Linked DNA regions of Mus musculus: region 2 is linked to region 1. The links are chromatin contacts, found by Hi-C or POLR2A ChIA-PET in ENCODE. All regions are on one chromosome and are shown on one strand. The core of a region is the stretch at or near the end of the contact, and the rest is flanking DNA. Distances in the headings are between cores, read along the strand shown.

What was found. A loop is a pair of places that touch in the nucleus more often than their neighbours do. ChIA-PET counts read pairs that join two places held with the same protein, here RNA polymerase II (POLR2A).
Region 2: POLR2A ChIA-PET joins it to region 1 with 13 read pairs in Patski. The contact joins the promoter of 4930432K21Rik here to the promoter of Palm3 in region 1. A Hi-C loop is called at or near these places in 1 of 37 maps with a recorded cell type or tissue (T-helper 17 cell). POLR2A ChIA-PET finds 5 or more read pairs at or near these places in 2 of 5 experiments (Patski and embryonic stem cell).

The regions. Positions count from the first base shown.
Region 1 is chr8:84,020,207-84,023,546 of GRCm38, reverse strand. It overlaps Palm3 (paralemmin 3), which reads right to left and starts at 2,073. Exons shown (of 7, transcript NM_028877.1): 1 at 2,019-2,073. The coding sequence starts at 2,059.
Region 2 is chr8:84,145,976-84,149,547 of GRCm38, reverse strand. It overlaps 4930432K21Rik (RIKEN cDNA 4930432K21 gene), which reads right to left and starts at 1,510. Exons shown (of 9, transcript NM_029045.2): 1 at 1,150-1,510; 2 at 663-710. The coding sequence starts at 690. Cc2d1a (coiled-coil and C2 domain containing 1A) reads left to right here and starts at 1,631. Exons shown (of 29, transcript NM_145970.2): 1 at 1,631-1,901; 2 at 3,099-3,234. The coding sequence starts at 1,842.

The DNA of each region.
Region 1 (3,340 bases), core at 824-3,323:
TAAAGGGATATCTACCTGCCTGTCATTCTCCACGCCAGACATGGTGGGCACTGAGATCTTTAAGTGTTTATTAATTTAAATCCTAACATGGGGGAAAGAATCCCAGTAACATTGTCCAAGTTCCAGCTGTCTCCTTTCAGATCCTCCCGACACACCCTGAAGGCATAACAGTGCTATTTATAGGGCTTTAAGTGCCCTGCAAGGCTTCCGCTGGGCCACAAGCCACCTCTGCTCAGGCCCCACCCCTCACCATTTGCTGGCTGCAGTCCACTCTTGCATCTGACATTCCTGCTCAGAACAGACCTGGCCAAAGTAGCCACAAGGCACGTGCCGGTCAGGCTTAGACATGCCCTATCTGTAGAAACATTTTATCTTCCTTGTGATCCTAGAAGGCAAACAGTACTAATGTTCCTGTTTTCCTGAGGGGAAACTGAGGTTCTGAGGAATAGCAAATAGACTCGTCTGAGGGACTGGAGAGGTGGCTCCATGAGCAGATGCCCAGAACAAACTGAAAGATGGCTCTATCCTCCCAGCTCTGCAGCAGCAAACAAGAGCCTGTCTCAAACAAGTTGAGAGTCAGAAACCACACAGGGTTGTCCTCTGTCCACACTAACACATACACACACACTTGTACTCTCACACCCTTGCACACACTCTAGCATGCACATACACTCTTAACACTCATACATCCACACACACACAAACATGTGCACACATACTTATACCTTCACACCTTTGCAAACACTCTCAGATGACACACACACTCACAGAGGACACACACAACACATGTACTCACACACTTTCATACACACACACATACACTCATACACATACACATGCATGCACCCACACCTCTCATATGTACACACACACATTCACAGAAGACATACAAACATGCAACCACACACTCTTATATACACACAGTTACATCCACAGAACACACACATCTACCCACACACATTCACACTCACAGTTATCACTCTTCTACACATTCACTCACACACACACAAATGCATTCACACACACACACACACACACACACACACACAGCATGAGATTGTCTGAAGTCAGGAGGGTGAATGAGGACACGAAGGACTTCTCCCTCAGTGTTGGCAACACACAGTGCAGGGTTCAGGGGCTCTAAGGACCTTCATTTGGATACACATAGGAGGCCAGAGACCCTCCTAGAGGAGGGGATTTCGACTAGGGCAAGGGCTGAAGGTTGCCTGACAGATGTCCCTAGGGAAGTCTAGACTCCTGTTCATCACTCTGTCCTTGGGGGAGGGCTGAAGTCCCCCTCAGCTGTCCCACTCCTAAGATGCTATCTCCCTAACTCTTCCTTGGGGGGGGGGAGGATCGGGTTCCCATTGCTAAGCAACCAGGTTTGTACTTGGTGAATAATGCAATGGAGGGCACAGAGAGTAAAGGACAGAATTGGGGTCCATACTGGAGGGAAGCCCTCTTTCTAGAAGTTTCTATAATCTCTTGGAACCCCTCTACCCATCATTCCCTAACTAAGGGTGGATAATCCCATACTAGGCAAAAGCTGGCGACTGAACCAAACCTCTCTCACTTTGAAAGAGCCTCAGCTAAGGTGAACTCCCCACACGTCGCTCATCTCTTAACTCCAAGGTCGTGCCTCAGCCATAATCGAGTTGCTGCTGACAAGGAGCGGAGGGGTGGCCATTGTTGCCTAAGACTTTGCCAATCTTTGGAGGTTGGGGCGCGCCTTTCTCCCTGGAATCTCTAGCATTTCCTCGCTGCATTCTTGAGAGGGTTGGTGACCAGGATTACACTTGGATGCACATTCTTGGATCCTGACACCCTTTGTCCCCTAACTCTGCAGTAGGCCTAGCTCTCTAGAGGCTTGGCTCTGAATGGGTCCCAGGTTTGGCCACCACGTCCCCTCGTGCTCCCCTCGGCTCCTTAGAAAGGCCAACTGGGGCTCTTAGGCCAGGCCGGTGCCCCCTACCCCAGCCTTTCCACCCCGCCCTCCCGCCCCCACCCCAGACACTTACGTGGGTGTGGCCGGAGACAACACCGGGGTCTGCAGAGCCATCACTGCCCAGCAGAGGTGTGAGCCAAAGGCCCCAGACTGGGCCTTGGTTGATGGGAGGGGGCTGTGGGGCGGAGCAGGAGAGCAGGTCCAGCTGGTTTGGGCGGGAGGCGCGGCCCGGTTGGGGCTGGGGCAGTGCTGGGGAGCGCTATCAACTTCTCAGGATGAATTATTTACCAGCCTCCGGCCTCCACGCTGCGCTAGGCTGCCTCCCAGTTCATATACACGCAGCCACGCCGGTGCTCCAGCAGGTGGGGGACAGCAGCCAAGCACTGACCCGCGGCCGCTGGGGAACACGCGCCTGCGTTGGGCACTCACACAGGAAAGTTTTACTAAAAGCCCAGAGTCATTGGCTCTCCCTTCTAGGACCTTGGAGCATGCTGTAGGGAGAGCTCTCTGACCCGGCTTTCGGAGACCATGGCAACCAAGAAGCCCAGGATGTGGGTCACTGTGGACAATTTGCCTCAGGTTTCAAGGCTTCAGTTTGCCCCGCTGGGAAATGGGAGAATAACTTCAATTGGCCTGCAGGTCAGAAGACCCTGTTGTGCTATTTAATGTTTAAGGGTGGGGGTAGAAATAAACGATAGGGAAATGGCCTCCAATTCACTACCGAGGATGTCTTTCCTTTGAACTCTGTCATTACAGACCTCCACAACCAGACCAGGTTTGATCTTTGTCTTGAAAGAGATCAGCCCTTGTCTGTCTCAGCTAGGTGCTTCAGAGGACCTTGCTCTGAGCAAGGACCCCTTCCCCCACCACACCGAGTGGTAAACTTACCCACATCTAGGCCTCTCCTCTCCTGACCGCTTCAGGGCTCCATGGGCCACTTTTGGCACGTAAAGTTGAGTGTCTCTCCTGGAAGCACAGGCTCCACCATACTGGATTGGGGCTGTCCTCAAGGGCTGGAATGGCCTATGTTCCACAGTCTAGTACAGACTCTTAAGAATCTAAAGATTTGCCTGGCGGTGGTGGCGCATGCCTTTGATCCCAGCACTTAGGAGGCAGAGGTAGGTGGATTTCTGAGTTCCAGGCCAGCCTGGAATACAGAGTGAGTTCCAGGACAGTTAAGGCTATACAGAAAAACCCTGTCTCAACAAAAACAGAGCCAAATATATATACATATATATATGAAGGTTTGATTGAACCTGAATCAAGTAGGTCACCTGACTTGGAATCCCACTTCCAGGAAGGTTCAGGTAGGAGAATGGCAAGGTTAAGCCTCCCTTGGGTTACAAAGTGAGTTAAAAACCAGTCTAGGAAACTTAGTAATAAATTGTCTAGAAC
Region 2 (3,572 bases), core at 261-2,760, 130 kb before region 1:
TTTATTCCACTTACACTTTTATATCATAGTCCATCACCAGAGAAAGTCAGGAGAGGAACCTCAGGAACTCACAAAGGATATGAAGGAATGCTGTTTACGGGCTTTTGCTCACAGCTAACTGCTTTCTTATGTAATTTAGGACTACCTGCCTCCAGGCAGCACACCCACGAGCTGGACCCACCTACATCAATCATTAATCAAGAAAACACACTACACTCTTGGCTACAGGCAAATCTTTTGGAGGCATTTTCCCAATTGAGAGTCCCTTTTCCCAAATGACTTGGGTCAAACTGACATAAAACTAGTCGGCCCACATGGCAAGAATCCCCTCCTCCATCTCAAAAACATCATAAAAAGTTTAAAAAGGTCACCTTGGGTCTGAGATGTAGTTTCATGGTAGAGTGTTTTATCATGCAGGAAGCTCCATGTTCCATTCCTAGTACCTCAAATAAATATTTTAAAAGCCGATTTGAGGCCAGGTTGTGGTGAATCATACTTTTAATCCCAGCACTCTGGAAGCAGAGGCAGGTTTGTCTCTGAGTTTGAGGCCTGATCTACAGAGTTAGTTCTAGGACAGACAGCCAGGGATATACATAAACTCTGCCTGGAAATAAATTAAAAATAAAAATAAAATAAAAAGCCAATTTGAATAAACCAAATACCTGAGTTCCGCTGTTTCTTCTTATTCATTTTATCTTTCCCTGAGAAATCTGAAAACAACAAACAAACTCTCCAGCTGTTGCCAGCACTGTATGTCCCCATCTGTACCCTGTCTCCCTCCTCCACTGGGCCCATCTGGCAGCCTGATGAGGGGAGTCAGCTGGTCTTCAGCAGGACACTGGGTGGGGCGACAGGTCATAGCCACCTTGGACCATGGCCAGGTAGCCATTCACACCCTTTCCCTGTGTGAAGGAACGATCTCGTCCTCTTCACGGTATCTGCTGGAGTCTCTGGGTTGGAGACAACTACGTTTCTCCCCCACCCACACCCAAAGCTTAATTATCTGGGACATGGGGTACTTGGAAGCTTCAGAGAGGTCTCTGGAGACCCACCAAAGTCACACAAGACTTTAGGAGGGCTACCCCGCGTCAGGAGTGGCTTCCGGCCAATGTCTTCAGACTGTGGGACCCATGGCAAGCCAGAACCAACCTGGGCCACAGCAGTAATGGAAGTTGCTCTGTCCTTAGTCGGGACGAGGTCAACCTGGATCTGATGGGGAATAGGTCGCCTAGGTCACTGGCGTAACGTTCTGAGAAAATACCCACATAGGCAGTCACGGGGACCGCGTGGCAAACTGGCGGTGGGAGACAGGAAGGCCTGAGGCCTGACACTGTGGACTCGGCTCCTGAAGACCTGCGCCACAGACGGGAGAGCAGGAGCATCCACACCCACACCCACACCCGCACCCACTCCACCACAAAGCCTAACAGAACGATGTGCGGCGGTGTGGAGCCACAGACGTCACACTGCCGCGCCCTCACACCTGCAGCTCTCTCTCTTTTTCCCGCCCGTGAGGCCACGCCCCACGCACGCGTAGTACCGACTACACACCTTACGCATGCTCCGCCTTCTCTCTGCCCTACTTTATGCTAGGCGCATGCGCCTCCACGCTCTGACTGCCGGGAATTGTAGTTTAACTAGAGAGCCCACGAATCCAGCCGCCGCGCTCCTGAAGGCCAAGGCGGAAGCTGGGCGGCCCAAACTCGAGAATCCCGGGGGGCCGGGCGCGGAGGAGGGACTCAGGGCTCAGGAACAGCGCGAGCTCTGAGACTCGACTTCGGTGAAGAGGCAAGGCAAGGCAAAGGTGCAGGGGCTGGTAGTCCGGGCTTCGAGCCTGGAAGATGCACAAGAGGAATGGACCCCAGGCACCCCCGGGCCGAGGTGCTGTCACTGCCCGCCAGGTGAGTGTGTGCCCCTCTACCCACCGAGGGGTACCTGCCCACCCTTCCTCAGAGTCTCTCTCCACCCTTCCTCACACTCGCGGGGAGTGCCCCACCCCCAGAAAAGCCTGATCCTCGCCACCAGGTGAACCCTGGTCTCCGCCCCGCCCCCGAGGTGAGGTGTATGGCCTACTGGGTTGGGCCATCCAGCTTCTAGCTTCACACCCCAGATTCAGGGAACACCTGTTGCTGCAGCACTTCCAACCGGGAAGGGAAAGCAATCAGACCGGCTTTTCAGGCCTTTGCATTAACTGGGTCAGGCCACACTCTACACCCATTGTACAGATGAGGACACTAAGGATAAGGGAGGCGCAGAGATCTATCTAGTCAAGGTCACAAGGATGAAGCACCTGGCCAGACAGAAATGTCAGTCCAGAGGTGTACAGGAAAACCTACAAGACTGTGGCCCAGAGCCATACTCCCAGATTCAGGGCCTGTGGGAGTTTGATTTGTCCCATCTTTGAACCAGGGATCCCAGGGCTCTGTGCTCAGGTTCCCCCTGACCTAGGTACATTTGACTGAATGTATTTGTAGTTTGGAGCCTCAGTTTTTCCACCTGTGGAATGGAAGCCTAGAAGAGTCCTTAAAGGGCAGTTATAAAGACTTACTGAGACTATTTATGGAAAAATGCTAGAACAGAGGGAGTGTGGCCGCTGGATTCTTGGGCTCTCTGTGACTAATGGCTTCACTCAATAGGTGAAGCCATGCATAACTGCTAAGATTTGGCCAATTTGGACCTATAGAAAGGGTAATTTCATGTAACTCATCATATTTTGTTGGTCACTAGCCAAAGCAGAAGGGCAGGTCTATAAAAAAGACCCAGTTCTTCAACTTTGCCCCCACTGTTGTCATAGTCATCGTGGCTTTTATTTATTTATTTTTCTCCTTGCCATGCTGGGATGGAACCCAGCTTTGCACATACTAGGGTTAGGGTTAGCACTTTAATGATGAGTGCACCTTCCAGTCCCACACTGGTGCGTTCTCTGCTGCTGGGGAGCCATGTGCATAAAGAACGTTATTGTATGAGGGTGTCTTCCTCAGCCTCCTGGTCTCTCCAAGAAATGGCTTCCTCGTAGAGATTTGGTTCCAGCATCCCGACGGGTCTCTGGGCCTGAGCGGTCTATGGAAGGTCTAACTGGAGCCCGGTTGCTCCCGTAGCTTGGTCTGCTGGTTGACTTCTCCCCAGACGGCCTGATGATCCCCGAGGATGGGATTAATGAGGAGGAGCTGGAGGCTGAATTCCTGGCTTTGGTGGGGGGTCAGCCCCAGGCCCTAGAGAAACTGAAAGGCCAAGGTAAGAAAGATGCTCAACATATTCTTTGGGACTTCTGCTGTGGGCAGTACTTGGAGCTAGGCACTGGGATGGACATGGGGCAGGAAAACAGGAGCCCTACCTTCCTAGAGTCTAGGTTCTGGGTGATCCTGTCAGGGTCAGCTGTGGGTGGAACTGGGTCTTTTCCAATCTGTTTCCTGCCATGTTTTTCTTCTTTGTTGAGAATTTGGTGTGTGTGTGTGTGAGAGAGAAAGAGAGACATGTGTGCAGACACACATGGAAGCCAGCAAACTATGTCAGATTCCCCAGAGCTGAAGTTACAAGTAGTTGTGAGCCACCCCATGTGAGTGCTGAGACCC